Regions from separate parts of the Homo sapiens genome. Here region 1 is linked to region 2. The links are chromatin loops, found by intact Hi-C in ENCODE. Cell type or tissue: CD14-positive monocyte. All regions are shown on one strand. Each heading gives the region's core, and the rest is flanking DNA. Links, peaks and the distances in the headings are about the cores only. Region 1 has its middle 35 kb from the start of CAT. Region 2 overlaps CAT (catalase).

Evidence for each region. Hi-C counts contacts between places; a loop is a spot of excess contacts. Peaks named below come from ENCODE experiments on the same cell type or tissue, not always from the same donor. Only the 100,000 strongest peaks of a DNase experiment are listed, where the experiment ranks them.
Region 1: a loop joins it to region 2, with 2.3 times the contacts of the local background. A loop is called at or near these places in 2 of 110 quality-filtered maps.

The regions. Positions count from the first base shown.
Region 1 is chr11:34,395,887-34,411,910 of GRCh38, forward strand. No RefSeq gene overlaps it. Among named protein-coding and RNA genes, the nearest start is that of CAT, 35 kb to the right of the region's middle. RefSeq lists a silencer at 15,983-16,024. In CD14-positive monocyte, for the core only: no CTCF peak of the experiment used is centred there; a DNase peak (open chromatin) is centred at 9,385; H3K4me3 peaks cover 1,439 bases; H3K27ac peaks cover 1,889 bases.
Region 2 is chr11:34,443,706-34,455,845 of GRCh38, forward strand. It overlaps CAT (catalase), which reads left to right. Exons shown (of 13, transcript NM_001752.4): 2 at 5,487-5,658; 3 at 7,283-7,393; 4 at 8,372-8,502; 5 at 9,385-9,489; 6 at 10,096-10,221. Among named protein-coding and RNA genes, the nearest start is that of CAT, 11 kb to the left of the region's middle. In CD14-positive monocyte, for the core only: no CTCF peak of the experiment used is centred there; a DNase peak (open chromatin) is centred at 7,546; H3K4me3 peaks cover 2,194 bases; H3K27ac peaks cover 6,732 bases.

The sequences.
Region 1 (16,024 bases), core at 4,954-12,953, 46 kb before region 2:
GGCACAGTTTGCAGTGAGTGAGATCGTGCCACTGGACTCCAGCCTGGGAGACAGAGCCAGACCCTGTCTTAAAAAAAAAAGAAGTTATGCACTGATAATTGGATGATAGTAGAGTTTTGTTCTCCAATAATAGTTCTCTGAGGGGATCATTTCTACCAGACACTGACAATCAGAGAAAAGAGAAGATGGGTCACAGTGAGACATACAGGGATCTGATTTATGGGAGTCCACAAGGCACTAGATGCTGCAAAATCTAGCACTTCAAGTAGCAGCATTGAAATAGTGAAGGCATAAATATTTTACATGGCTCCTGGGGCCTTTTACCCTCACTATGCCACTGTTGCCAACCAAATAATGCACCAACTTCCTTAATGTGAGGTTCTGGAATTAGGCAGCTATTTACAGGGAAGCTAAATTCAGAAATGGCTTCACGCCATTGTTGAAGGCTGAGCAACTGGGCAAGCTGGTACTAATCCTTGTTTTATTTAGGTTTCCTGCTGACTCACATTCTATGTGACACATTGTATATTCTTCTACTTGTATGTGCCTCTGGGGCATGTTCAATTACAAATCATTATTCAGGGATAATGCTTCAAAAGTTCTGCTGGGATTAGATAAAGGAGCTTAAATTTAGGAAATTACATTTACCAATTTTTTCTTTCTTTTTTTTTTTTTCTTTTTGAGACCGAGCCACACTCTATTCCCCAGACTGGAGTGCAGTGGCATGATCTCGGCTCACTGCAACTTCTGCCTCCCAGGTTCAAGTGATTCTCCTGCCTCAGCCTCCCAAGTAGCAGAGATTACAGGTGCCTGCCACCATGCCCAGCTAATCTTTGTATTTTAGTAGAGACGGGGGTTTCTCCATGTTGATCAGGTTGATCTCGAGCTCCTGACGTCAGGTGATCCACCCGCCTCGGCCTCCCAAAGTGCTGATGTTACAGGCTTGAGCCACCAAGCCTGGCTGCATATTCACATTTGCAATCACTCATCAAATCCAATATCTTATTCTATATGTACGAGAAGGGAAGTAATTTACCCAAAGTCACATAGTTTAGGACACATTTGTTCGTTGTCTACCAAGTGATCATTCCCTCTTTCTCCTTTCTAACCATACCCAGGCTTTTGTTTGAGCACATAAGCTATCCATTGAAACCAGTGTGCTTTGGAGGAAGCTGAGCAACACCCAACTCAACTTCCAGGGTGTCCCCTGGAGGGCATATTCAATTCCCCAGGAAACAGTAATTGGTTCAGACTCAAATTAATTAAACAGGGTAAATGTTAGAATTCTCACTTGGAATGCTGACATTCAAACATACTGTCTTTGTAAATGACCTGTGATGGTTTTAAATCCTGGAACAGTTACAGCCATGTTGCATCCATGAGGGAAGCCAGGTGTAGGATCAAACTCACAGGGGAAAGCAGATAAGACAGGCCATGATGATGTCATTGGGCTGTGGAATGAAGCCAACTTTGAGTTAGACCCTCTTTTTGGACCTGCCTGTTAGTTATGTTATTGATAATTTGCCTTTCTTATTTAAGGCAGATAATTTGGATTTTCTGTTATTTGCAACTGAATATGTCCTAACAGATATATTAACGTGTTCAAAGCCAAAAATTAAAAAAACTCAGCTCTCCGTGTTTTCATTTTATCACCAGTAAAATTAATGGATTGGAATATTATACCAGTGGTTTAAAAATCTAGTTTTAGCAGCAAAATGCATTGTTCTAGCAGTCTTACACAGATCATGCAATACATAAAATATATTTTAAAAAATCAATAAGTATGCTCCTCATTAATTTTTATAATTAGTGACAAATATTTCATTGTTTGTAGATCCCATGAAAACCTTTGTTTCTTTGGAGCACAATTTGAAAGCCACTAGTGCAGATAATAAAACATATGTAATACATTATGCATAATAAAAATGAGATATGCATAATATACAGATATAAATATATATGTATGAATGTATATAAAATAGCTAACATTTATTGCTTTTATTATGTACCAGGGATCGTGCTGAGTACTTTTTTATGCATGGTTTTATTTTAAATTCACTTCATGAAGCAGGTACTTACATTTAATAAAGGAATAATAATACTTACCTCATGGGGGCTCTTGGGAAATTAAAACAAGATCCTAGACTTCACGTAACTGAGAAGGGCAAGCATTTTCTTTTGTTGAAATTAAACCTAGGAAGAAGTGCACCTAAAAACCTTGCTTATCCATGGACTTTCTAATTCCAACTCAACTAATTATAACTGATACAGATTCCTTCTGAACTCTAGTTTCAATATTATCCCCAGTAGAAATGAGAATTGGTTTATGTGTCCTCTTTTATTCTGTGATATAAATGTCAGTTCTTTTGGTGATAGAAAGTAATGCCATCAGCAGCTGTACTTAAAGAGACAAAATAATAACATACTCATATATCCCATAGAATGTTTATGCCTAAGGCTTCATAATCACATTAATTTAAAGATGAAGGGCTGGGCACAGTGACTCATGCCTGTAATCCCAACTTTTTGGGAGGCCAAGGCCAGAGGATTGATTGAGGCCAGGAGTTCGAGACCAGCCTGGGCAGCAGATCCAGGCCCCCCTCTACCATCTCTGCAAAAAAAAAAAAAAAAAAAAAAGTAGTAGGCAGGTATGGTGGTGCATGGCTATAGTCTAGCTACTGGGGAGGCTAAGGCAGGAGGATGGCTTGAGCCCAGGAGTTCAAGGCTGCAGTGAACTATGATTGTGCCATTGCATTCCAGGCTGGGCAACAAAATGAGATCTTGTCTAAAAGAAAATTAAAATAAAATAAAGATGAGCCACAGAGAGGTTTAATGGCCTCCTAAGGTCACACAGATTGTTAGGGTTCAGAGCTGAGACTAACATTCAGGGAGTTTGGCTTCTATACCAATGCTCTGTACATTGCATGCTGCCCCTAATTAACCTGGCCAAACTTGGTCTCCATTTGCCACTGAAGTTAGCCAATAAGAAAGAAAATCTGGGCCAGGCGCGGTGGCTCACTCCTGTAATCCCAGCACTTTGGGAGGCCGAGGCCAGTGGATCACGAGGTCAGGAGATCGAGACCATCCTGGCTAACATGGTGAAACACACGGTGTACTAAAAATACAAAAAATTAGCCAGGTGTCGTGGCGGGCACCTGTAGTCTCAGCTACTCAGGAGGATGAGGCAGGAGAATGGCGTGAACCCAGGTGGTGGAGCTTGCAGTGAGCCGAGATCGCGCCACTGCACTCCAGCCTGGGCAACAGAGCAAGACTCCATCTCCAAAAAAAATAAAATAAAATAAAATAAAATGTGATGAGCACTGAAAGCAAGTATGATCTGAATTTGGCTGATCAGGACTTCCTATGGCCTTGTGAAGAAAACCTATGGCACCGTGGTTTTCTGTGTACATGGAGGTGTGACTGTGGTTTCATAATCTCATCTCATCTTAACGCTTTGTGTTGAAAATTCAGGCACAGACCACCGAAATAATATCTGACAATTACCTGGTTTTTACCATTTCTCTATTACCTGGAAAACTAAAACGAGATGTAATACTCTGGATGTTTTAGGTGGCATGTAATTTGCTTGTGTATTCAATAGTCCCTCTCATCCTTTAAAATATAAAATAAATTGTTGCTAATGTAGTTTTTGACTTTGTTTCCATGTTCTTTAATTCGATTTTAAGTTTTCTGGGGATGAGACCATCTTTTTATGGAGTACAGTGTTATCATATTTTGCCTTATCTTATTTTGATATTTTCCAAATATTTAAATGTAACCCAGATGTCAGCTCAAACCACATATTGAACAGCCTTGCCAGAATTTCTGCACATTCCTGGTGAGATTTCGTTCTGTCCAGTTCCAGCTCCCACAGGACCCTTGATCTCACTTGAGGTTTGTCTTCCTTGTACAGACCTGCCCCTAACATTTGTGGGGCCAGGGTCAGGGCAGGAATAAATATAGAGGCTCACATATCCCTTGTCTAAACAGATAATAAACTATTAAATAAAATATGTACCGTTCTCCTGCATTGCCAAATTTGGCTTCATGATAACCTGAAGTTATCATGAAGTTGAAATTTAGAATTCTGAGACTTCTAGTTTTCCTCTGGAATTCGGCAGTATGGGGAGAGCTGAACTCCCACCTCCAACCTCCACCCATAGTCCACCCCGTATTTTTTTCCATGCCCCTTCCTCCATTGTTTTACAACATGAAGGGCCTTACGTGTGTTAGTGGACATTGGGGCATGTCTAGGTTTTACCCATTTGCTTTCAAGCAGCCACTCTTTAGGCAAACCTTAGTCCTAGTGATATGCCTACCAGCACCATAGGCTACAATTAGGAGGATGGACCCAGGGACAAGGCTGGTGTAGCCCTGCACAATTGCCATTCCCCAAGTCCTAGGGCCCTTAAGAATGATGCTAAATCTACTCAGCCTGTGCTCTATAAATGGAACAGTCAAACCAGGATGACAGCACATCTGTTTACAGCATGATTTACTGAATATTTTAGGCCCACTGTTAAGACCTACTGCTCAGAAAAAGGTATTTCTTTCAAAATATTACTGCTCGTTGATAACATACCTAGTCACCCAAGAGCTCTGATGGAGATCCACAAAGATATTGATGTTGTCTTTATGCCTGTTAACACATCTCTTCTGCAGCCCATGGATGAAGAAGTAAATTCAAATTTCAAGTCTTATTATTTAAGAAATACAGTTTGTAAGGCTATAATTGCCAAAGATAGTGATTCCTCTGCTGAATCTGGGCACAGTAAAATCAGAGGACTTCTGGAAATAATTCACAATTTTAGATGCCGTTAAGAACATTCATGATAGGCTGGGCACAGTGGCTCATGCCTGTAATCCCAGCACTTTGGGAGGCCAAGTTGGGAGGATCACCTAAGGTCAGGAGTTCGAGACCACCCTGGCCAACACGGTAGAACCCTGTCTCTACTAAAAACACAAAAATTAGTCAGGTGTGGTGGTGCATGCTTATAGTCCCAGCTACTAGGGAGGCTGAGGCAGGAGGATTGCATGAACCTGGGAGTCGGAGATTGCAGTGAGCCGAGATCATGCCACTGAACTCCAGCCTGGGTGTCAGAGAAAGACCCTATCTCAAAAAAAAAAAAAAAAAGAACATTCATGATTCATGGGAGGTGGTCAAAATATCAACATCAGCCAGGTGTGGTAGTTCTAGCTACCTGGGAGCCAGAAGCAGGAGAGTCTAAGCCACTGTGCCCGACCCATAGTCTATTTTTAAAATTTATTTATTTGTTTGTTTATTTATTTATTTATTTTTGAGACAGAGTCTTGCTCTGTTGCCTAGGCTGGAGTGCAATGGTGTGGTCTCTGCTCACTGCAACCTCTGCCTTCAAGTGATTCTTGTGGCTCAGCCTCCCAAGTAGCTGGGATTACAGACATGTGCCACCACGCCTGGCTAATTTTTGTATTTTTAGCAGAGATGGGGTTTCACCATGTTGGCCAGGCTGGTCTCGAACTCCTGACCTCAGGTGATCTGCCCACCTTGGCCTCCCAAAGTGTTGGGATTACAGACGAGAGCCACCACGCCCGGCCTTTATTTTTAACTTTATTTTTAATTGCATTTCTAAATACGTTATTTTAAATCGCCATTGGTATAAATGACTTCATTGCACACATCAGAACCACTTGATTCTCTCCCTTCAATATGTGTTTAAAAGGCACAGAAAGAACTTATAAAAAAAGCACTGAGGCCGGGCACGGTGGCTCACGCCTGTAATCCAGCACTTTGGGAGGCCGAGGCGGGCGGATCACGAGGTCAGGAGATCGAGACCATCCTGGCTAATACAGTGAAACTCCGTCTCTACTAAAAATACGAAAAAATTAGCCGGGCGTGGTGGCGGGCTCCTGTAGTCCCAGCTACTCGGGAGGCTGAGGCAGGAAAATGGCATGAACCCAGGAGGCGGAGCTTGCAGTGAGCAGAGATCGCGCCACTGCACTCCAGCCTGGGCGACAGAGCGAGACTCCGTCTCAAAAAAAAATAATAATAAAGTAAAGTAAAATAAAAAAAGCACTGATATCTATTTTCTTATGGAATGAATGTCATTGGCCAATATTGTTTCTTGGCCCTATGGGAGAGACTTCTAAGGAGAAAACTTTCGGGGGCATGCTTTATTCTTTATACAATTATTCCTTGCTATCCAGATGAATTCAGTTCCTGTGTATGGATAGTTTGGAGAATGAGTTTAGGTAACCAGGGAATTTGTGTTGTTATAGTTCTAAAATCAAAAGCTCTATGATAGAAAACTAGGACTTTAATAGTTAAAATCTATATACCATTCCTAATCTGTTTGGCAGTTCAAAGTCAAGCTGATTTAACTCCGAAGCAAAGCTCCCTGATTAAGTATCTTTATAGTTTTCAATATTTAAGTTGGGCAATCAGGAAAGGCACAAAGTAACTAGAGCTGAAGAATTGTATAATGTTCTAGGAGGAAGCTATTCTATTTTAAACAAGTCTTCAAGATGGACAGAGATTAAATAGTAATTGAGTAATGATCATTTTATTAAAGTGTTAAAAGCTAGTATTGGAAATAGCCATGCTCTGTACAGGACTCCATTTATTTGTAGAAAATTACTCCCTTCCTGTGACTTAAAATGATTAATAATCATAATAATAAGGGAGGCCAGGCACGGTGGCTCATGCATGTAATCCCAGTACTTTGGGAGGCCGAGGCAGGTGGATCACCTGAGGTCAGGCGTTCGAGACCAACTTGGCCAACATGGCGAAATCCCATCTCTATTAAAAATACAAAAAATTAGCTGGGTGTGGTTGCACCTGTAATCCCAGCCATTCAGGAGACTGAGGTGAGAGAATTGCTTGAACCCAGGAGGCAGAGGTTGCAGTGAGCCCAGATCACACCACTGTACTCCAGCCTGGGTGACAGGGCAAGACTGTCTCAAAAATAAATAAATAAATAAATAAATAATAATGAGGATTTTTAAAGAAGTGCTTTGAAGCTTATAAAATATGTTAATAAATAGTATATAATCTCAGTTGCGATCTTGATCAGTGGTATCCAACAGAACTTTCTGCAATGATGGGAATGTTCTAATATGCTGTCTAATACGGTATCTGCTAGAGACATGGGCTGCATAAAGGAGGGGTGGATACTCAAATAAACATTAGGGTTTTTCTACCTGTAGGTAAACAGGATACTTGGGCAAAAACAGCAAAGTCTAGTGTGACAGACAAGATACTCTAAAACATAATAAAAGCTATTTTTGGTCACTGCCCATTGATTTATAGAATTTAATAATTACATGAGAATGAAGCAAACAAGCCTTAATGAAGTTTATAATTTTATAATTTTTTGTTTTTGAGACAGTCTTACTCTGTTGCCCAGGATGGAGTGCAGTAGCATGACCATGGCTCACTGCAGCCTCAATCTCCTGGGCTCAAGTGATCTTCCTGCCTTAGCTTCCTGAGGAGCTAAGACTAAAGGTATGAGCCACTACACCTAACTTCTTTTTTTGTTTTTTGGTAGAGACGGGGTCTCCCTATATTGCCTAGGTTGGTCTCAAACTCCTGGGCTCAAGTGATTCGCCTGCCTTGGCCTCCCAGAATGCTGGGATTACATGCATGAACCTCTGTGCCCAATCTTTTTAGTCATTTTTTTAAACATTGCTTTCAATTGTCTTTGTGAATTTTTTTGGCCGCTGAGGGCTCATATATTGAGCAATCATGTTATCTAATTTTTGGTGCAATGGTTAACCTGGGTAATAGCTTGAATTCAGCTCCCCTTACGACTTTATGCCCTGTGATTGTCTAGCACTTTTCTTTTTGATAAGTGCTAGATAGCTGGCTAACTGGTATCTAGGTGCAATGTACAAAGAAACCTAATAGGTATTAGGTACAAATGTGAGAGCATTGCTGTCATTTTGACATGAGGATGTGCCGACCTAATAGCAACCAAACATGTTTGTCAGCACATTAGAAGTTAAGCACTGTTACCACTAGTATAAATAAACATGAGTACAAAGCCTATACTGAAACTTTGTTGCATTACTTGGCTATTCAAAATAAGCTTCCATTAATTTTTAAGTATTATCTTTAAAAATATAAAATGTAAAAATTCTTGAAGAGAATGTTCAGGCTTCTAAGAATAGAACTTTTTTAAAACACCAACTGCTTTTTGTTATTGAGTTTCAGAAACCTTTCACAAGATGGTAAAAAACAAACAAACAAAAAACTTTACAACCACAGCTAATGTCATTTTTTTCCATTGTTCCTACTCAGCTCCAAACTCATTGTGTGCAAGACCTATTTTTCCCATACATCTAAATGATAGATACAGGCTATGAGATTCTTTCTTCTATTTGTAGCAGCTTATTCAGGTGCAGCCAAACACAAAGCTTCAGGATAAATTGTACAAACTTTACAATATGGGATTTGAATTTAAAATATGAGACATAAAGTCTGCACAAAACTGATAAAAATCAAGCACAGATATCAGGATCGAAACTTATAATCTACATGTGAAAGGGAGTTTTATTTCCTTTCAAGTGCTTTATTCTGCTATGGAACAGTTGAAACGAAGATGTGAAGCTTTGTGGTTAGTTTCAATTATACACGCTGTAGATACTATACCAATTTTAAAAGTTACGCAGAGACCAATGGATGTCCATCAGTTCATCTGGATTGATGGGACACTCCAGTGGGATCGCTGAGAACAAATCAGGCAAGTGTGGAAGGAAAGTCCTCCTGTGCAATTCATTTGCAGTGTTTGCGGATGGGCAGGCACACACCTCCAGGAACATGAGGGCTGCTGTTTTCTTCATCAGAGCTATGATTTAGGCTTCATGCCTCTGACCACCTCCTCAGCCTCAAGTGTTATCACATTCCTGAAGCTCTACCGCCACTTTTTCTCCAATTGTGTTTGAAACTTCTGATCTAGATGGCAGCGGATCTTCTAGTTGAGAACGTTTGTCTGGGTTGTTCCAGTTGTTTTCAGGACACTTCACATCAAACTTTATGTAAAGATCACCTTGTTCAAAGGGATTAGGATATTGTGGCATTTCTTCACCTCAAATCCCCAGAGTGTGTTTTGGAAACACTGAAGTAACAAAAAGGGCAGAGCTTTGCCCCCACTTATTTGCTAAATGCTGTTTTTACTGTGGGGCCCTATGCAAAATGACCTAACCTCTTTGAGGCAGTTTCTTAATTTTGAGATTTAGAGTAACATTCATTTTCTGGGGTTGCTGTGAGAATCAAACACAATATTGGTTATGCCATTCCTGGCACAACCGAAAGAGTAGCAATGCCTGAGTAATAGAAAGCACGTAACATTTATAATTAGGAGAATATGAGTCAGATCGGGCTTTGCATTTCTGGTCACGTGACCTTCAGCAAGCGACAAATGTGAACTTCAATTTCCTCATCCATGACATAGGACTGATATCAACATCTTCCCCACTGGATTGAGAGAAAAAGTGAAAGTAACTTCCTTTTCCCTTCTCTCCCATCTCCTCACTTCTCTCTCCCTCTACCTTCCTATTTCCCCACTTCTCTTTTCCTCCACCCCCATCTCCTTCTCTCTCCCTCCAACCCCCCATCTCTCCACTTCTCTCTCCCTCCACCGTTTCATCTCCTTACTTCTCTCTCCCTCGACCCCTCCCATCTCTCCACTTCTCTCTCCCTCCACCCTCCCATCTCCACACTTCTCTCTCTCTCCACCCCTTCCATCTCTCCACTTCTGTCTCCCTCCACCCCTGTTTCCCTCCACCCTTTCATCTCTCCACTTCTCTCTCTCTCCACCCTATCTCCTTACTTCTCTCTCCTTCCACCCTCCCATCTCCACACTTCTCTCTCCACCCCTTCCATCTCTCCACTTCTGTTTCCCTCCAACCTTCCATCTCTCCCCCTCCACCCTTCCATCTCTCCACTTCTCTTTCCCTCCAATCTTCCATCTCTCCCCCTCCACCCTCCCATCTCTCCACTTCTCTCTCTCTCCACCCTCCCATCTCTCCACTTCTCTCTCCCTCCACCATCCCATCTCCACACTTCTCTCTCTCTCCACCCCTCCCATCTCTCCACTTCTCTCTCCCTCTACCCTCCCATTTCTCCACTTCTCCCTCTTCACCCTTCCCCTCACCCCAAACACACTTTCCTGGTATTGCCTAAATTCCTTATGAGCATTCAATGCTTTCTATTGATAGTGTTTTCCTTGGGTCTTCTTTTTTTAAAAAGAAATCCTTTTGAGACAACCAGAATATTGACTACTTGATGATTTTCTCATGAATTCAACTGCTCTACCTGGTACATTTACTAAAGGACATTGAGTTCACTGGATCCCTGAAAGGAGAAGAAGGAAAAAAAAAAAGGGAAATTCAGCCTTTTTTCCTACTCCTAAATATATCTCACAATGTTGTCTTAGCCTAGCACATTTTAAAAAAATCTTTGGTACAGAAGTTCTTTTAGTAATCTGATAAGCCAACTTTAAAGGAATATTTCATGCATATGAAAGGTAAGATTTGATGAGGCTTTCTTGACATATATAAAAGAATAGAGATTAAAGCCATAATTTAATATTTGCCCTTTAAGTATGTCCATCAAATACAATTTTATGTGAAATACTTTCCACGAGTTCGGCTTTCTAGTGGACTTTGCTTTCAGAAATAGAGAAAGTTTCATGAAAAACAAATTTATGTCACCACTGTGTTCTAGTAGTTGGTAAATATACTAGACAACGTATTGCTTTTGCCAGAGTCAATAATCATTGACTCCTGCATGTGTCAGCAGACATTTACCAGTGTAAGGACTCTACATGGGAAATTAAGCTTTTTTTGGGAGTAGGTAGAAAGGAGGGCAGAGTATCAACAAACAGGGAAGGTCTGGGAGTCAGTAGACCTGGGTTCTAGTCCTCTCTTTTAATTAGTTTTGAACCCTATATACACAGATATAACCTATTCAGAGTTATTTTTAAATTGATAAATGGAGGGGATTGGGCAGTTCATTCCAGCTCAGTCAATTGGGAACAGTTGATTGATTCTTGATACGGTGATATTGCTAACAGGAGGACAACTAGATCTTAAGATCCATAGCACAGGGATCATGACTGTCTTGTTAACTGTTGAACCTCTGGTATTTGCATGCATAGATACCCAATAGAAACCTGTTGAATCTGGAACAACTGAGGGTTGGCTAGCCAGCAGAATTTCATTATTTTCAGTGCAGAGCTAGATCCTCCTATAGTTCCTAAGCTATGAATTTAAAAGTTAATAATCAGTGTACATTTGGGGGAACCACACAGGGAAAGAAATTCTACCATGACAGATTCCACTGATGGTAGGAATGAGGATTCTGATACCCCAGCCTCCTCTCTGAAGGTCAGGTCGTTTTATGACATGCCCAAAGAGCATGACTTATGCTGACAGCTTCATCAGTTCAACAGAGTTCTTTTTTCTCAATGGAACAGATGTCTATTGTGTTGATGTTGCCTGACCTAACAATAACTGACTTCTCCAGTGGATCTTGGTTGTTTTTCTTCCCAGTTACCCTTGGAATTTATCACCATCAACTCCCCCATGTGCCAGTGGTAGTTTTCTGTGGATCCCAAAAGAAGATCAAGGCCCTGGAAAAATTAAGGAAAATCAGGGATTGTGTTGGTGCATCCTGTTCTTAGGTTGAAAAAGTGCAACTGTAACTCCACCCCCCACAGCAATCCAGCTTAACTGGATATTCCAGAACAAGGCTGCCCACTGGGCTGGACACATCCCAAGAAGGGTGGGGAGAGTTACAAAAACCAGGTCCGCCCTTAGCCCAATCCAGCCAGCAAATAGCAGAGGGACTTGTTTTTCCTAAATTCAGTTATTAAAATAGAAGAACTTCTCTCAGCATTTAATGATATTGTTTTGTCCAAAATTACTTTTCTTGTTTAGAGCTCAACATATTCATGTCAAATATCTTTATGGTTGGACACATATTTGTAACTCTTTACATTCCTAGCTAATGGAAAGTTGGGAGTCATCATTGTAATTTTCCCAGGATGCTTTAAGATGCTTCATCATAAACACATCCTATGTTTGAATGATGGTTGGCAATGTTGAGATTGACAGCTTCAATATGCACTTTAATTTCTCAATAACATAAGTCATAGTTAGATACATTGTAGTTTTTTCCTCCTTTATTTTTCTGATACCTGCCTTCAGAAGTGAAGTTCAACAGTAGGGGAGCACTTGCCTTCCATTAATATTTAGATGGACCATACTGACATCTCATTAACTAACTTACAAAGTGTCACATGTTATCTGTGACAGCATGGATGAACCTGGAGGACATTATGTTAAGTGAAATAAGCCAGGCACAGATTCTCACTTATATGTAGAATCTAAAAATGTTGAACTCATAGAAGCAGAAAGTAGAATGGTGATTGCTAGGGGCTGCAGGTGAAGAGTGCTGGGGAGATATTGGTCAAAGGACACAAAATTTCAGTTCATCAGGAAGAAAAGTTCAATAAATCTATTGTACGATATGGAGACTATAGTTAATGTATTCTTGAGTATTGCTAAAAGAGTAGATTTTAAATGTTCTCACAACAAAAAAATGATAAGTATGTGAGGCCACACACAGGTTAATTAGTCGATTTAGCCATCCCACAATGTCCACGTATTTCAAAACACATCATCTTTTACCCAATAAATATATACAATTATTTGTGTCAATTAAAAAAAAAGACTCACAGAGTACAGATTAGAATGGAGGAGGATGGAGATTAAATCTGGAGGAGCAAGCAGAAAATGTCCAGTTGTCAAGTGAAGTAAGCTAAGCGATGACCTGGAGACACACTGTAATTGATCCAACTCACAGTGGAAGCTGGAAAGGATCAAAGGTCCTGGCAGGGAGCAACAGAGGCTGGGAGAAAGAAGGGGCTTTAACCTAAGGAGAGGTGCAGCAGTGTATGCAGGAGATAGGGGTTTACATAAGAGCCACTGGAGAAACATCGTCCATTATTGGATCCCTGAATGTTCCCTGAATGTTCTCTGTGGGCTCTGTTTGTTTCTTTCTTACTTTCTGTTTCTTCTTTAGGGTTCTCTAACAGGTCTGCTGACTTGGCAAAAATGTCTGGTAGCCCTAGCTAGCTCCTTCCACTTATATTTAAACTTGAAATATTCATTCTCATGAAAATGATGATATAAGCAATAGATTTCCAGATCTACCCATAAAATTCCCTTTTCATTCAAATGTGACTGGAGTCTTAACAAGATATTAACATTTCAAAGCCAGCCTCAAGCATAAAAAGTGATGTTACCTAAGAAGTCAAAGGAGAAAAGAGTGACAGCCTGTCTGGAGTTAGGCAATCCCTGGCCCCACAACATGGATGGAAATAATTAAGGAGAAGATGAAAATAATTTGAGGCTGGGCATGGTGGCTCATGCCTGTAATCCCAACACTTTGGAAGGTCAAGGTGGGAGAATCTTTTGAGGCCAGGAGTTTGAGACCAGCTAGGCAACGTGGCTAAACTGTAGTGTCTTTACAAAATATACAAAAATTAGCTGGGTGTTGTGACATGTGCTGGGGAAGCTGAGGTGGGAGAATCACTTGAGCCTGGGAGGTCAAGTGATCCTCCCAGTGAACTGTGATTGTGCCACTGCACTCCAGCATGGGTGACAGAGTAAGACTCTATCTCCAAAACAAACAAACAAACAAACAAACAAACAAAAATACATTTGAGGGATAAAGGCGGTGCCATACTATTGAGGTTCACAGAGTGGAAGGAAGAAAGATCCATGCTATGGTGCTAGTAAGAGAAGTTGTTGGAGCACAAATCTCTGTTGAGCTCAAGGAGGCAGCAGTTAGGAGTGGTCATTGCGGGGATTAGAGATTTCAGAGTATTTTTATAAATGGCACTACCCTCAGATGGGGGAAAAGCAATGGCACAACACCCACCCAACTTGACAGTGTCAAGGACCATTTGATAACATGAGAACAACCTGAGCCGCAAATTTTGTGACAGTCCTGCGCCATCTACAATAGCTGATACTCAAGGGGCAGAGCAGAACTAGTTGCCTACAAGAATCAAATAATTTTGGGAGATAGATTCAAAATTTCTTCTGCTGAAAAGCTAGTCATAGTATATTAAAAACAAAAAAACAAACAACAACAACAACAAAAACACTGGGTCAAACCTTAAAAGATAAAATGGACTTGGGAAGGAAAATGTGATGGTTTAGTCTATTTACATTTGTTGTCACCCTGTCACATAACACTAATCAGTGAATCAGGTGTCCTCTGTATATGTGACAAAAGGACGAGGTTTCCACTATAGACATGCATGTCAATGCTCCAGATGCTGAAAAGATGGATATAATGGGACGCTTGGCGAGACTAATGGTTTTAGTTCTTTAGATAGTGAAATGTCACTTTAAAAATGCTACTAATATCTGTTTTTGGAAAAGATTTTTTTTTTTTTTTTGAGATGGAGTCTCCCTCTGTGGCCCAGGCTGGAGTGCAGTGGCACAATCTTGGCCCACTGCAAGCTCTGCCTCCAGGTTCAAGTGATTCTCCTGCCTCAGCCTCCTGAGTAGCTGGGATTACAGGCATACCCCACCATGCCTGGTTAATTTTTGTACTTTTAGTAGAGATGGGGTTTCATCCTGTTGGCCATGCTGCTCTCAAACTCCTGACCTCAAGTGATCCACCCGCCTTGGCCTCCCAAAGTACTGGGATTACAGACGTGAGCAACCGCGCCTGGCCTGGAAGTGAAAATTTTAATTTACTTTATTAAATTAAATTAAATTAATTTAATTTAATTAATGTTTCAAAAAACTTTTGAATAGATTTCCTTTATTTACACAATGACCTGAATGGCGATACTCTAGATTAAGATATCAAATGGTATTGTGATATTGTGTTATAATAAGAAATATGTATTTGGTCTCTGCTCTTGGTTCCTGGCACACAACTCCTAAAACCCCTGGAATGTCCATAGTAATAAGAGTGTCTTTTGTATGCTAATGAGGTGACTGGTGGCTAGTAGTCCCTACATAGCTTCAGGATGTGGGCTGGTCACTAGAAAGACCAAGGTGTGATTAGATGATTGGGACTACCCCACCAACCTCCAGGGAGGGGACGGGGCAAGGGACTGAAAGCTGAATTGAACACCAATGGCCAGGGATTGTAAACAATCATGCCTACATAATGAGGCTTCTGTAAAAACACTCCAAAGAACTGGGTTTAGATTGTTGAATACATGGAGGTACCAGGAGGGTGGCATGCCTATTGAGGACATGGACTCTCTCCAAACCGCTTCCCATATGCCTCGCCCTGCGCACCTCTTCCATTTAACTGTTCATCTGTATCCCTTGTAATATCCTTTATGGTAACTGGTAAGTGTTAAGTGTTTCCTTGAGTTCTGTGAGTCATCCAGAAAAATAATCAAACCTGAGGAAGATATCAGGGGAACTCTGATTTATAGCCAGTTGGTTAGAAGCACAGGTCACAGCCTGGGGTTTGCAATTGGCATTTGAAGTGGGGCAGACTTGTGAGACTGAGCCCTTAACCTGTGGGATCTGATGCTGTCTCCAAGTAGATAGTGTCAGAATTGACTTAAATTGTAGGACACCCAGCTGGTGTTCTTTGGAGAATTGCTTAATATATAGGGGAAACTGTCCCCATACATCTGGTGTCAGAAGTGATATGAGAATGAGAGTGAAAGATAAGAAAAACCTGTGTTTTTCTTATCCCAGATAGGTATTTAGGAATATAATTTGGGTCCATCTTTAAAACCATGCCTCCGTAGACATATTTTTTATTTCTTATTCTTGAATTTGAATATTCCATGTCTGACAATTACTTGTTCTCAGAGGATGTTAATATCTTCATGTGTAAATTGACAGGAGATTAAAACCCAGGTTAAAATCTGAAATGAGGCCATGTAAGGAGGGACTATGGTCTGATTGTTTCCACTTCACATGGCGGGAGATACCATGACAAAGATTTGGTTGTACTTTCAAGCTCAACCTGCACTGAACTAGGAATGTTCTGTGT
Region 2 (12,140 bases), core at 2,668-10,667:
CTCTTATTACCTGGGAGAGAGGTTAAGTCTTAGACTATCCATTTCTGTCAGTGAGTTGCCTATGCATTATAGCCTGTGAGGGTCTATATTTTTTTAGGGTAATCCTGGTAATAACTGCATTGATGTTACACTGCTAACATTTGGGATGGAGAAGGGGTGACTGAGTGACTTAACCCTTGGTCCACATGTGCTTTCATTTCTCCTGAAATATACCTAGGTATGGAATCGCTAAGTCATTATGTGCAGTGGGAGAGACTATGGGAGATGGGACAGAAATTTTTAAGGTTTCATTTCTTTTTTTTAGCTTTTGCATGGTGGGTAGGTCTATGCAAACCTACCCCCAAAGTCTGAGGAAGCTGAGAGGCCAAAGAAAGAGGCTGACAAATCAAGTTTCTCAGAAAGAAATGTTTAGTAGGGACTTAGGACCAGAAACCATGTCTGTGTCTTGCGTGTTGGCGAGACAAGATGGTGGATCCCATACCATTACCCCTCAGACCCAGGGCTTAATACCATAGGGAAGGGCGATTCAGAAGGGAGGTATGGCATGACTGAAGTATGATAATGTCAAGGTTGTTTGACCTCAGGGCAGGATTTATAGTAAATAGGGGCTCTTTCACAAGGAATAATAGATAAACTGGAAATCTTAAAACTGGAGTTAATCAGAAGTCAGCATGGTGGATCAGTATCTAAGACGGAATTGCTTTAGCTTCCACAGCAGTCAATATCTAGACCACCCTTATTATTTTCCCACAGACCAAGAAATTTGAAGGTCAGGACAGTCTTTGGTTTCCTGTACGTGGGTGTATACGTTGTAGGCACTTGAATCTTTGTTGAATAAATGGAGAATGTTAGGCAGTTATTTGCTAGAAAACGCTAGGCACATTCTTTATCACAGAATGAAAAGACGTCATTATGACTCCTCTGGGACTGATGGGCAATTTGCATTAACCAATCTTTTAATTAAAAGTGGAAGAATATGTTTAGGTTCTTGAAACTTCTGTGAGTGAAGGGAACTACTAAGTGGAAAGTGTAATATGTTGATAAAATATTTCACCAGATGAAGCCAACCTTACTCCTCCCAGGAAAACTTCTTCATTTATGTATTAGCTCTGGCCAAAAGAAGCCTATAAAGGCAGCAAAGTCAAAATAGAATTTTACTTTAAGTCCCTACTTCTAATAATTGTGCTAGTTTTTAGCCAAGCTAATTTCTGTGGCAGTTTTCATAACAAGTGTGTCTAAAGGTGTTTGATCAGAATTTATAAATTAAAATATTTCTCTCATTTTTTGGAGGGGCGATGCAGGGAGAGGGATAGACTGTTGCTGCTTCCTCCTGCTTGTTAGAAAGGCTCTTGGCCATATCATATTGGTCCGTGGTTTAGTTTATTTGCATGCTGAATCCACACACATTTGTTTTATGTTTGTTAGTATATTGAGCAGTGTATTAGGGATCAGGTATATAGATGTAAAAGGAGTACACAGTCTAGAGAGGAAAAATAGTGACAGGCTGGGCGCGGTGGCTCACGCCTATAATCCCAGCACTTTGGGAGGCCAAGATGGGCGGATTTCTTGAGGTCAGGAGTTTGAGATCATCAGCCTGGCCAACATGATGGAACCCTGTCTTTACTAAAAATACAAAAATTAGCTGGGTGTGGTGGTGGTCGCCTGTAATCCCAACTACTTGGGAGGCTGAGACGGGAGAATTGCTTGAACCCGGGAGGAGGTGGAGGTTACAGTGAGCTGAGACCATGCCACTGCACTCCAGCCTGGGCAATAGAGCGAGACTCCATCTCAAAAAAAAAAAAAAAAAAAAAAAAAAAGAAAAACAGTGACATAAACAGGCAATTACAATATTTTGTTATATGGGGCACAAGAAGATGCCCTTGGCCCTGCTTCATGAGTGGTGTGGGGCAGGGTAGAGAGAGCAGTTCAGGAGAGGTACGTATGGATGTCATGGGAGCTAGCAGCCAGGAAGATGTAAACATGTTAACAAGGACCTCTCCAGAGAGAGGTCTTAAAATTATCCAGCCATAGAGAAGCTTTTCTCTCTTTAAAAATATTCTGGCTCTAAAGTTATTCATTGAGTTAAAAACAATAATTGCAAGTTGGAGGAAATCTCTTTGCCTGTCCTTACGTGTTACATGTAACAAGTAAACCTGTGCCACAACACTGACATCTCTGCAAAGTTACTTAAGTTTTCTGAGTTTGTAGTATCGCCCATTAAATGGGATTAATAATATTGATCTCTGGATTATTGACAGGCTTAAGTGAGATAACTTGCGTGGTCCGTTTTCTAGCCCCACCCTCTCATTTCATCTAGTAAATCTTCATTGCATTAATTATTTTCATCTTAAATACACCGCATCCTGCTCCTCACCTTCTAATATTAATACTCTATCTTTCAGTTTAGATCAGTTCCTCTTATCCAATGTTGCGCTAAACATCCCCTGAAGTTGGGGGATCTTTTCCTTTCTAGTTTTTGCTCCCTGGCTTCCCTTTTCTGTTGCTGACTGTTGAAGCTTTCCTGCCCCACTGGCTTTGAAGGTAAATTGTATATACATGAGCTTGTGGGGAAAGCTGTTATATAAATGAGGACAATTGATCTAACTGTTAGAGTGGGGAAATGGAAGAGATTCTGAAGCCTCCATTTGTAACTTAAAAACTCAGGTTTCATTTCTTAACAGGATTGATGTTAAGGAGGGGATTCCTTCATTGGGCAGGAGGGAGGACTGCCATAATTCCAGCATTCCCACTCTTAATAGTCAGTGTCATCAGGAAAGACCACCTCAAGCTTTAGTACTTTATTCATTTATCCAACTCTGCACCTGCTGCCTTTGGGTGTGGTATTTATTCTTGACCATATCACCCTGACCCGGTAACCAGAAGGGAACATGTGATGTGCTCTCATCTCTGCCTTAGGGGCAGCTCCCTCCCCACGTTAAGAATGCTGGCATGTAAATAACACTCTCATCTGTTTAGCGTTCCTTTTACTGAGCTTCTTGGTATCTTTTCTCATACTTGTACCTTTTATGGGATGTCCCCCCCTTTTTTTTTTTGAGACGGAGTTTCGCTGCTGTTGCCCAGGCTGGAGTGCAATGGCACGATCTCAGCTCACCGCAACCTCCGCCTGCTGGGTTCAAGCGATTCTCCTGCCTCAGCCTCCCGAGTAGCTGGGACTACAGTCACCCCTCCACTGCACCTGGTACTAATTTTGTATTTTTAGTAGAGACAGGGTTTCTCCATGTTGGTCAGGCTGGTCTCGAACTCCTGATCTCAGGTGATCCACCTGCTGCAGCCTCCCGAAGTGTTGGGATTACAGGTGTGAGCCACCGCGCCCAGCCTGGATGTCCCTTTATTTTTTAAAGGCTTCCTTAAATACCTTGTTTGTAAGTTGAAAAGAGCATTTAAAGAGTGAACAGATTTGGTTTGCTCTGGCTCTCTAATTATTTTAACTTTGTTATCACCCAATAGTTCTAGGTTAGTGGTTTTCAATCCTAGCTTGAACAGGAGTCATTTAAAAATAGCCCAGGCCTCACCCAGGGCACTTCTATCAGACATCTCTAGGGGGGATGGCCCAGGCATCAGGAGGCTTTAAAAAGCTCCTCAGGTGATTTTAGTGCATTGCCAAGGTTGAAAACCAAGGCTTTAGGTTTAAACTAAAGGTGAAATTGCTCTTTTTCTGGTTCATTTTCTACTTTAGAAAGTAGAAATTTTTTTTCTGGTTCATTTTCTACTTTAAATTAAAAATAAACCTACAGAGGGTAACACGTATTAGCACGTCACAGAGGGTCACACGTATTAGCAACATATGTATCTTCAAAAGAGTGATGTGACTGGGTGGTAAGTGTTGATTGGACCCTTAAACTGTGACAGTTTAGAAGGGGCTTTGCTAGATGGGTTTAGGGACAGAGATGGTAGAGTGAGAGAGTGTGGATGGAGGAGTATGCATCTGTCATGATTACTAGAAAAATAAAACTTCAAATGCTTTGCTCCTTCTGCTGCGAGGTCATGTTCTCACAGCCAGTGAAGTGACAGCATATATGTGTTGAATGTGTGGCTTGCATTTTACATTTAACTCTTTTAATTCATGTGTTAACCTTAGGAGGTACTTATTATTCTATTTTGCAGATGAAAATGGAGACTCATAAATAAGTAACTTACCAGCAGCTACATAGCTGGTAATTGGTAGAACTGGAAGTTGGACCCAGGCTCTAGTGCTGGCACTCATAGTTTCTCCCTGCTGCCATGTTGGCCTCTTCCTACTTGGATGAAGATATAACTCTAGTGGCAAGGGCATTTACTAGTGTGTGAGAGGGTCTTGTTTATTAGTTTTGCAAATTGCACGGTCTCCTTTATTCAATATCTTTTTTCAAACAGCTCACAGATCTTTTGTGGTTTTGTAAGTGCCTACTCCCCACCGTATTGCCTTCTAGAGAAGAGGCAGGAATTTATTTTAATGTACAGGACAGACATGCATGGGGAGTAAAACTACAGACTCCACTCTAGGTGTGTGGAAATACTAAAAATAGTGCTTTTCTCTGTGTGTGAAGTTGGTCTGTTGAGTTTTGTCATAGACAGCGTTGAGTTCCTCTCCCAGGTGGAGGTGGCGTAGCTTTGCGTCACTTACGTGTCTCTCCTGATTTCCAGTGACCCGGGGAAGACACTGCAGAGGCAGTTGTCTGTGGTCAAAAGTATTCTCTGACCATGGAACTAGATGAAGCTATGAGCTTCCAGGATCATGTGGGGCTAGAAGAATGCCGCTCTAACCCTAGAGGAGGGACAGCTGAGTGTCTTCTGATGTAACTGAAATTGGAGAATCAGGTGGATTAAAATTAATTATTTATTACAGTAAAATAACCTATCCCATTTCAGAGACATTTGCTATCTTTAAAACATTAATACTATAATCCACCTTACCAGTAACAGTTTACTTTTAGTGACAGTGAAAGCCATTGACTTTTTTTTTTTAATTGAAAAGAGATGTTGCAAATAGCTGGTGTACATTTCTTGAGATGCACTAAACAAGGTAGCGCACTTGAAGATCGTGGCAGTAATAAAGCGTTTGTAAGTTCTGAGTAAAGTATTGACCAGCACAGCTTCCCTGGAGACCGTCTTCTCATTGCTGGATTGGACATTTCACTGTTAAGCTTGTAGGACGCTTTTGGGCACCTCTCTGACTGGGAGCTTTGCAGAACCCAGTGGCTTTCTCTGGAGCAGGTGCTGAGCACATTTTCAGGCTCCAAAATCATCTTTCTGCTCTTCAGAGCAAGTTTCTTAGCAGATTAGTGTTGAGATTTGTCAAGGGTTTCTGGGGCATCACTAAAAGTTTCAGGCAATGGCCCATCCTGTCAGATTTTAGTACTTTGGACACAGGAAATTAAAAAAGAGGGCAGATGGTATAAACATTGCAAAGCTATGTACCCGTGACAGTGTAAATGAAAGGTTTGATTGTGCTAACTCTCCTGCACTTTCTTTCTGTGTTCCTGTAGAAAGCTGATGTCCTGACCACTGGAGCTGGTAACCCAGTAGGAGACAAACTTAATGTTATTACAGTAGGGCCCCGTGGGCCCCTTCTTGTTCAGGATGTGGTTTTCACTGATGAAATGGCTCATTTTGACCGAGAGAGAATTCCTGAGAGAGTTGTGCATGCTAAAGGAGCAGGTAAGTGCTGTGTTTATTTGCTGTAAAAAGATTGTTTCACAGCACCTGGGTCAAGTGTTATTTCCCAAAGGATTGGAAGACCTTTAACACAAGTGTCAAATCTCCATTTGTGGGAGAAAGGAAAAACATCCAGCAGTAGGGAAATTAGTAAATAAATGATGGTTATTTCCTCAGGTTAAACATTATATATAAAATAGTTTCTTTTAAAAATAGCAGTCTTCCATTTCTCCCATCATTGAAGGAATAAAAATACAATAAGTCCTCACTTAACATCAATAGGTTCTTGGAAACTTTGACTTTAAACGACATGTAATGAAACCAATTTTATGATAGGCTAATTGACGTAAGCAAGAGTTAAGTTCCTATGGCATATTTCTGATTGATAAAACATCATCAAACTTCTAAATAGAGACTCAAAATACCTCTTATATTAAACATTGAAATAAATGTGAGCCATACATACCTTTAAGAAAGATTAGTAAAATAAGATAGTTATTTACTAGCTTATTCCAGTTCAAGGTGGTGGGAGGCCAGAGCCTGTCCTGGCAGGTTGGGGTACAAGGCAAGAGCCAGCCCTGGACAGGATGCTGTCCATTGCAGGGTGGACTCACACTGGGACCATTCAGACATGCCAGTTCACCTAACACGCACATCTTTGGGATGTGGGGGGAAGCTGGAGTACCAGGAGAAAACCTATCTAGACATGGGGAGAACATGCAGACTCCACACAGATGGTGGCCTCAGCTAGGAATAGATTTTTTTCTCATCAACGTTATAATGAAACAACGTTGAACAAAACAATGTTGTTTGAGGACCTGCTGTACAGAAATACAGACATAGACACATGCACTGCAATTGCAACTAAGTTTAAATGATGTACTTACTGGGTAATTACTGGAATGAGCTGCAAAATTTGGGGTAGTTATGTTAGGGTGGTGGGTTTGTGATGATTTTTCCTTTCCTTTTTTCCAACAATTTCTGTAAAACTTTCTTTATCGCTGTTATATCAGACACAAAAGATGGGGGTGGTATTTGAAAGAAAGTGAAAAACTCAGTTGGAAAAAGAGCTCCACAGAAAGGAAGTTTTTCTCTTAGCTTGCTGACTTGGACTTCCAGTTAGGACTTCTGCATTTCTTCATCTCTTCTTCCTGGATAAGGTTTCTCCCCATCTTCTCCAGTGGTTTGTGTGTATTTTTCCATCTTGACTTGTTTAGTTTATTGCTTGCTTTGTATCATCGTTGCTAAGTGTTGAAAAGATTCTTTCTCTTATGTTTTCATCTCCTCTTCTCTCTGTTCTTCACTTTCTCTCATAGGTCCTACCTGTACTTCAGGCCCCTCTGAGACCCTGTGTCCTTGGGCCAACCTTGACGACTTCTAGCCTCACTCACCTCCTTCTCTTGGCTCCAGCTATGTGGCATTCGACTTAGCACTGAATGATAGAATAGGGCTTTGCATTTCACCCTCTTTATTTTGTGTTTGGGCATTTCCCCTTCCTCCAACATACTGGAAGCTCCCAGAAGGCTGGTGCTAACCATCATTTTCTCTTGTCACCCAGGTGCCTGTTGAGGACCTGAATGTCTGAGTAATGGTCTCATGGTAAGGATTTCTGTGTCTTTCTCGTTAGGGGCCTTTGGCTACTTTGAGGTCACACATGACATTACCAAATACTCCAAGGCAAAGGTATTTGAGCATATTGGAAAGAAGACTCCCATCGCAGTTCGGTTCTCCACTGTTGGTAAGTTGGTTTATTGGCGTGATTGGTATGGCTTAACTCAACTTCACCTTTTGGGGATGTTTATAACTTAAAGAAAAAGTTATTAGAAAATAGGAAGCAAGCACTTCTCCAAATTATGTCAAGGTTTTACAGTAGAAGACATATTTGGAGACACATAGGAAGTTACTTGTATTTCTGTTTGTTGAGGTCTTAGGAAATCACACTTACACAGAGGCTACCTCTGCAATTCTGTGACATTTGGAAAGAGCTTTCCTAAAAGTGGTTGCCTCTAACAGAAGAATAGAGTGGAAATCTTATTTAATAACTATGCCTACAGCTGACCTTTATTGAGAATTAATTCTGTGCCAACTGTGGTTAGGTGCTTTACAGATATAATCTCTGATTTGTAGATCTACTTTGCAGAGTGGGATTCTTTTTATTTTTGAGAGGCTAAGTGATGTTTCTCACGTTACAGAGATAGTATTAGATCTATCATACTATATTTCAACATACCTAGTGCTTCACTAGTTCCGTTTCTGTGTCAGTCTCTGCATTTTAAAAATACTGTGGAATGTAAAAATAAATGAAATTAAGAACTAAGAACCAATATTTTAACTCATTTTCTTAATGTTAACCTCATCATTTTGACAACTCACTTATTCTGTTTGTCACTACTTTAAGCCTCATAATTATTTTCTTCCCTTATTTTAATTAAAAGTTCAATTACCTGTTTGAACAAAGTTATCTTATTATGGTAAATGAATGACATTGTCAGCTGTTATTACATGTGTTCTCTTATTGCTCTCAATTAATTATTTTGTTTGATTTGTGGACTGAATTAGCTGGTGGGTAGAAATAATAACCCGGGCACTTAAATACCTAATTTAGTTCTTGGAAGTGGATTAGAAAGGATGGATCCAGGTGCTTCTTTATGTCTCCAGGCTTCTTGGATGCAAAGTGCTGTGGCTTATGCTTCCTGTTTCCATTTGAATATTGTAGCTGGAGAATCGGGTTCAGCTGACACAGTTCGGGACCCTCGTGGGTTTGCAGTGAAATTTTACACAGAAGATGGTAACTGGGATCTCGTTGGAAATAACACCCCCATTTTCTTCATCAGGGATCCCATATTGGTAGGTAATAGAGTATTTTGCACTCAACAAATGTTTGTTGACTTAAATTGATTTCAAATAGGTTGGCATTTGAGGAGAAGCCGTGGGAAAGGCAGAAAGAAAAGAATGCGAGTTGTCTGGACTACTTTTTTCAACACATTTTTCTGTATTTAATAAGATAAAGTAAGAACAGTTACCATTGGTCTTAGATTTGTCATTTTAAGACAGATTGACTTAATGGGAAGTGAGTTTAGTTTTCCTTGCAGAGCATCGAAGATTAGTAAAAAGAGGGACTTTACTTTGGAAACAAGCAGAGGGTGTCTCTACATGCTCTGAGTCAGCAGGAGGGGGTGTGTGTGCGTGCGCGCATGCGGGAGGGTGGGTATATTTTTTCCGTGAAGAAATACTATAAATCCCAGCACTTTGGGAGGCCAAGGCAGGCAGATCACTGGAGTCCATGAGTTCGAGACCAGCCTGGGCAACATGGCAAAACCATATCTCTGCAAAAAAATACAAAAATTAGCCAAGTGTGGTGGCTCATGCCTATAGTCCCAGCTACTTGGGAGGCTGAGGTGGGAGATTTGCTTGAGCCCAGGAGGTCAAAGCTGCAGTGAGCTGTGATCATGCCATTGCAATCAGCCTGGGTGACAGAGTGAGACCCTGTCTTAAAAAAAAAAAAAAAGAAAAGACTATAGTTTTGAGTATATTTGAAATACTTTAGGGTATCTTAGATGCTAGTTGTCTATGCTGAGTAAATTTCATATTATGGTTTGGCAGTTTAAAATTCTAGGATTGTATTTAGAATTATAATCCATAAACCTAGTAATAGGCATATATAATGAAAGACACCATAATTCCTGTAAACTTAGTTTTTGGATTTTTTTCTCTCTTTTTTCTATTTAGTTTCCATCTTTTATCCACAGCCAAAAGAGAAATCCTCAGACACATCTGAAGGATCCGGACATGGTCTGGGACTTCTGGAGCCTACGTCCTGAGTCTCTGCATCAGGTATGAACCCTTTTTTGCCATTGTATTATATCACCTGGGATGCAGTGTTTAATTATGCCTCTTCATAAAGTGTCTCTCCAGTTTTGGCTATTTTATTGGAATCAGCTTCCTCAGATTTCTTGATCGTGAAGAGTTTTGTAGTAACTGGCTTTACTAATCATCCCCCATTCATCGGCCTTAAATGATGATGATGATGATGATAGATAGCTAGCAACATTGTCAGTTGATATTTAGCAGTAGTAAGGATGAAAGTCTGTAGTGTAAGGTAAAGCTCTGTATTAAGGAAGTGGGGGGAAAGTAGTACCAAACAAATTTGCTATGCAAATAAATTTTGAATAACAAATTAGGCCAGTTTTCAGGTTGTTTTGGCTTTCCTTCATAGAATTTTGAGTCATAGTATTAGTGATTTGCATATCATTTTGATTTAAAATTTTTCTGTTTGTTATTTTCTACAAGTGAAATAATAATGGTAACCCTTCCCATGGGAAATTGGCTAGTATGTTTTATGTCATTAAGGGACTTTCTGGAAACTAAGGAATATCTTAAAAATCAAGGATGTTTTGATTTAAATGAAAACATTTTAGGCTTTATATTTCTGTTCTTTAGGTTTCTTTCTTGTTCAGTGATCGGGGGATTCCAGATGGACATCGCCACATGAATGGATATGGATCACATACTTTCAAGCTGGTTAATGCAAATGGGGAGGCAGTTTATTGCAAATTCCATTATAAGGTATGTGTTACCTTTGGGGCAGAGGGTACAAGGCTCCTACCGCATACCTCCTTATTTTTCCTGAAGGATTGAGCAAAGATTAAGGCTTCTCCCACTTTTCCCTCACCTCCATCCCCAAAGTTGGGAAGTATTGATCTCATTGATCAGTACTGATTTTGTTGGCTACCATCTGAGGACCTTGGAGCGTATCCCAATCTCATTATCACTTCCAACATCCAATAGTGTCTTTCCAATATCATTTCTTTTAACTTTTTAAGTCATCCATCTATTTACTTAGCATTTATTGAGGTTTTATTATGAACAAGGCATATAAGTAAAATCAATTACAAATGTCAGAAAACAAAATTATACTGTTTTTAAAAATTTGCATTCATATAGCCAGATCAAATCAGTTACATCTGGGGAGGGTTTTGAGAATGTTTTAATCAACTGAAATATTATAAAGGGCCCTCTTTTGGTATAAGCATGGCATTTGTTACAATGAGCAATATTGCCAGTGAACCCTGGCATGTTAGTGATATTCCCAGAGAACTCCCAAGGGCTAGTCAGAAACAAGCCTGAGAACCTCTGTTTCCAAATACTGCTGCTAAGATAAGCAGAAAGAAGTGGGCTCGTGACCAGTACTGGATAATCTCTCTCTTAGTGACATCCAAAAGCCCTATTTTCTTCTATCCTGCTTTCTTCTTTATCTGAACAATTTAATGTAGGTATATCAAACAGGAAAACTATCACCTCTTTTTATATTCATAACTTGGATCTATAATATTTGACAAGGAAAAATTTTATGAAACAGTTGACCCATTGGCTTGTAATTGCCAAAAGGGTCAATGTAGTATTACTTAGAATAAGACTAAGTGGTTGTATCTAGGACAGCCAGTCTAGTTGGTAGCCTTGGAGTTATGCCAGCCTGAACTCAAATTTCTACTCTCCTAGATAATTGTGGCCTTGGGCATAGTATTAAAAGTTCTTTGAGCTCCAGTTCTTTTCACTGTGAAGTTGGCATAATATTACCAGCTATACAAGTCCTGGAAAGATTGGATTGCTTGTGGGTCTTTTATCCTAGGGCCCTAAGGTAGCCTGAGATCTACATGGATTCATCAGTCTGGATTATTCTGACCTAAGATTATTCTTTTCTAAACCTAAAGGATTCAGTTAAAATCAGAAAGGTATTGCAGTGTTATTGTACTACTTAATATATTAGCTCTTTGGGCGATCTGTACATGGTGACCTTCATTGTTTTAATCCTGAAGGTGGCTTTACTTCTTGTTCAGTAGTAAGAGTTCAAACCTTTTCACTGATGAGACAGTTGGGATTTCTGTGGTAGAAATAGACCAGCGTTCAGAGTTGATTTTTGCTAAGGAAATCTTTCTGCGGCACTTGGCTTGTTGGGAGGTCTTTGAGAATAAGATCACATGGTCAGTCCATCAAAGAACAGTATGATATGATAACAGGAGCACTTATGAAGTGACACAGCTTCTCTGGGTTTTAATGTCTTGCTTGGAAAGTCAGAATATTAATTTTGCCTGCTCATAGTCAGAGAACTAGTTCCAGGTGGCTGTACTGAAGTTCTTTTCAACTCTATGAGCTATGATTCTATGATTTATTAAAAAAAAAAAAAAAAGGAATAGGACAGGGGTGAAGGGATACTGGCCGAGCACAGTCTCAGTAATTGATTTGAGCTGTCATGAAATGGAATTAAAACATTACTTCATGATAAAAGGCAAGTAGTCCTTTAATTTTATTAATCTTTTGCCTACTTTTAAGTATATTTTGATTTTTCTGATTTGGAAAGTAACATGAGTGTAAAAATTCAAATAATAGAATACATAAAGGGAAAGATAGGACTGATTTTAAATATGAAATGTGTAGATGGGATTCCCTTGACATTTAAAAGTATTGGGATAATCAAGTAGAATTTC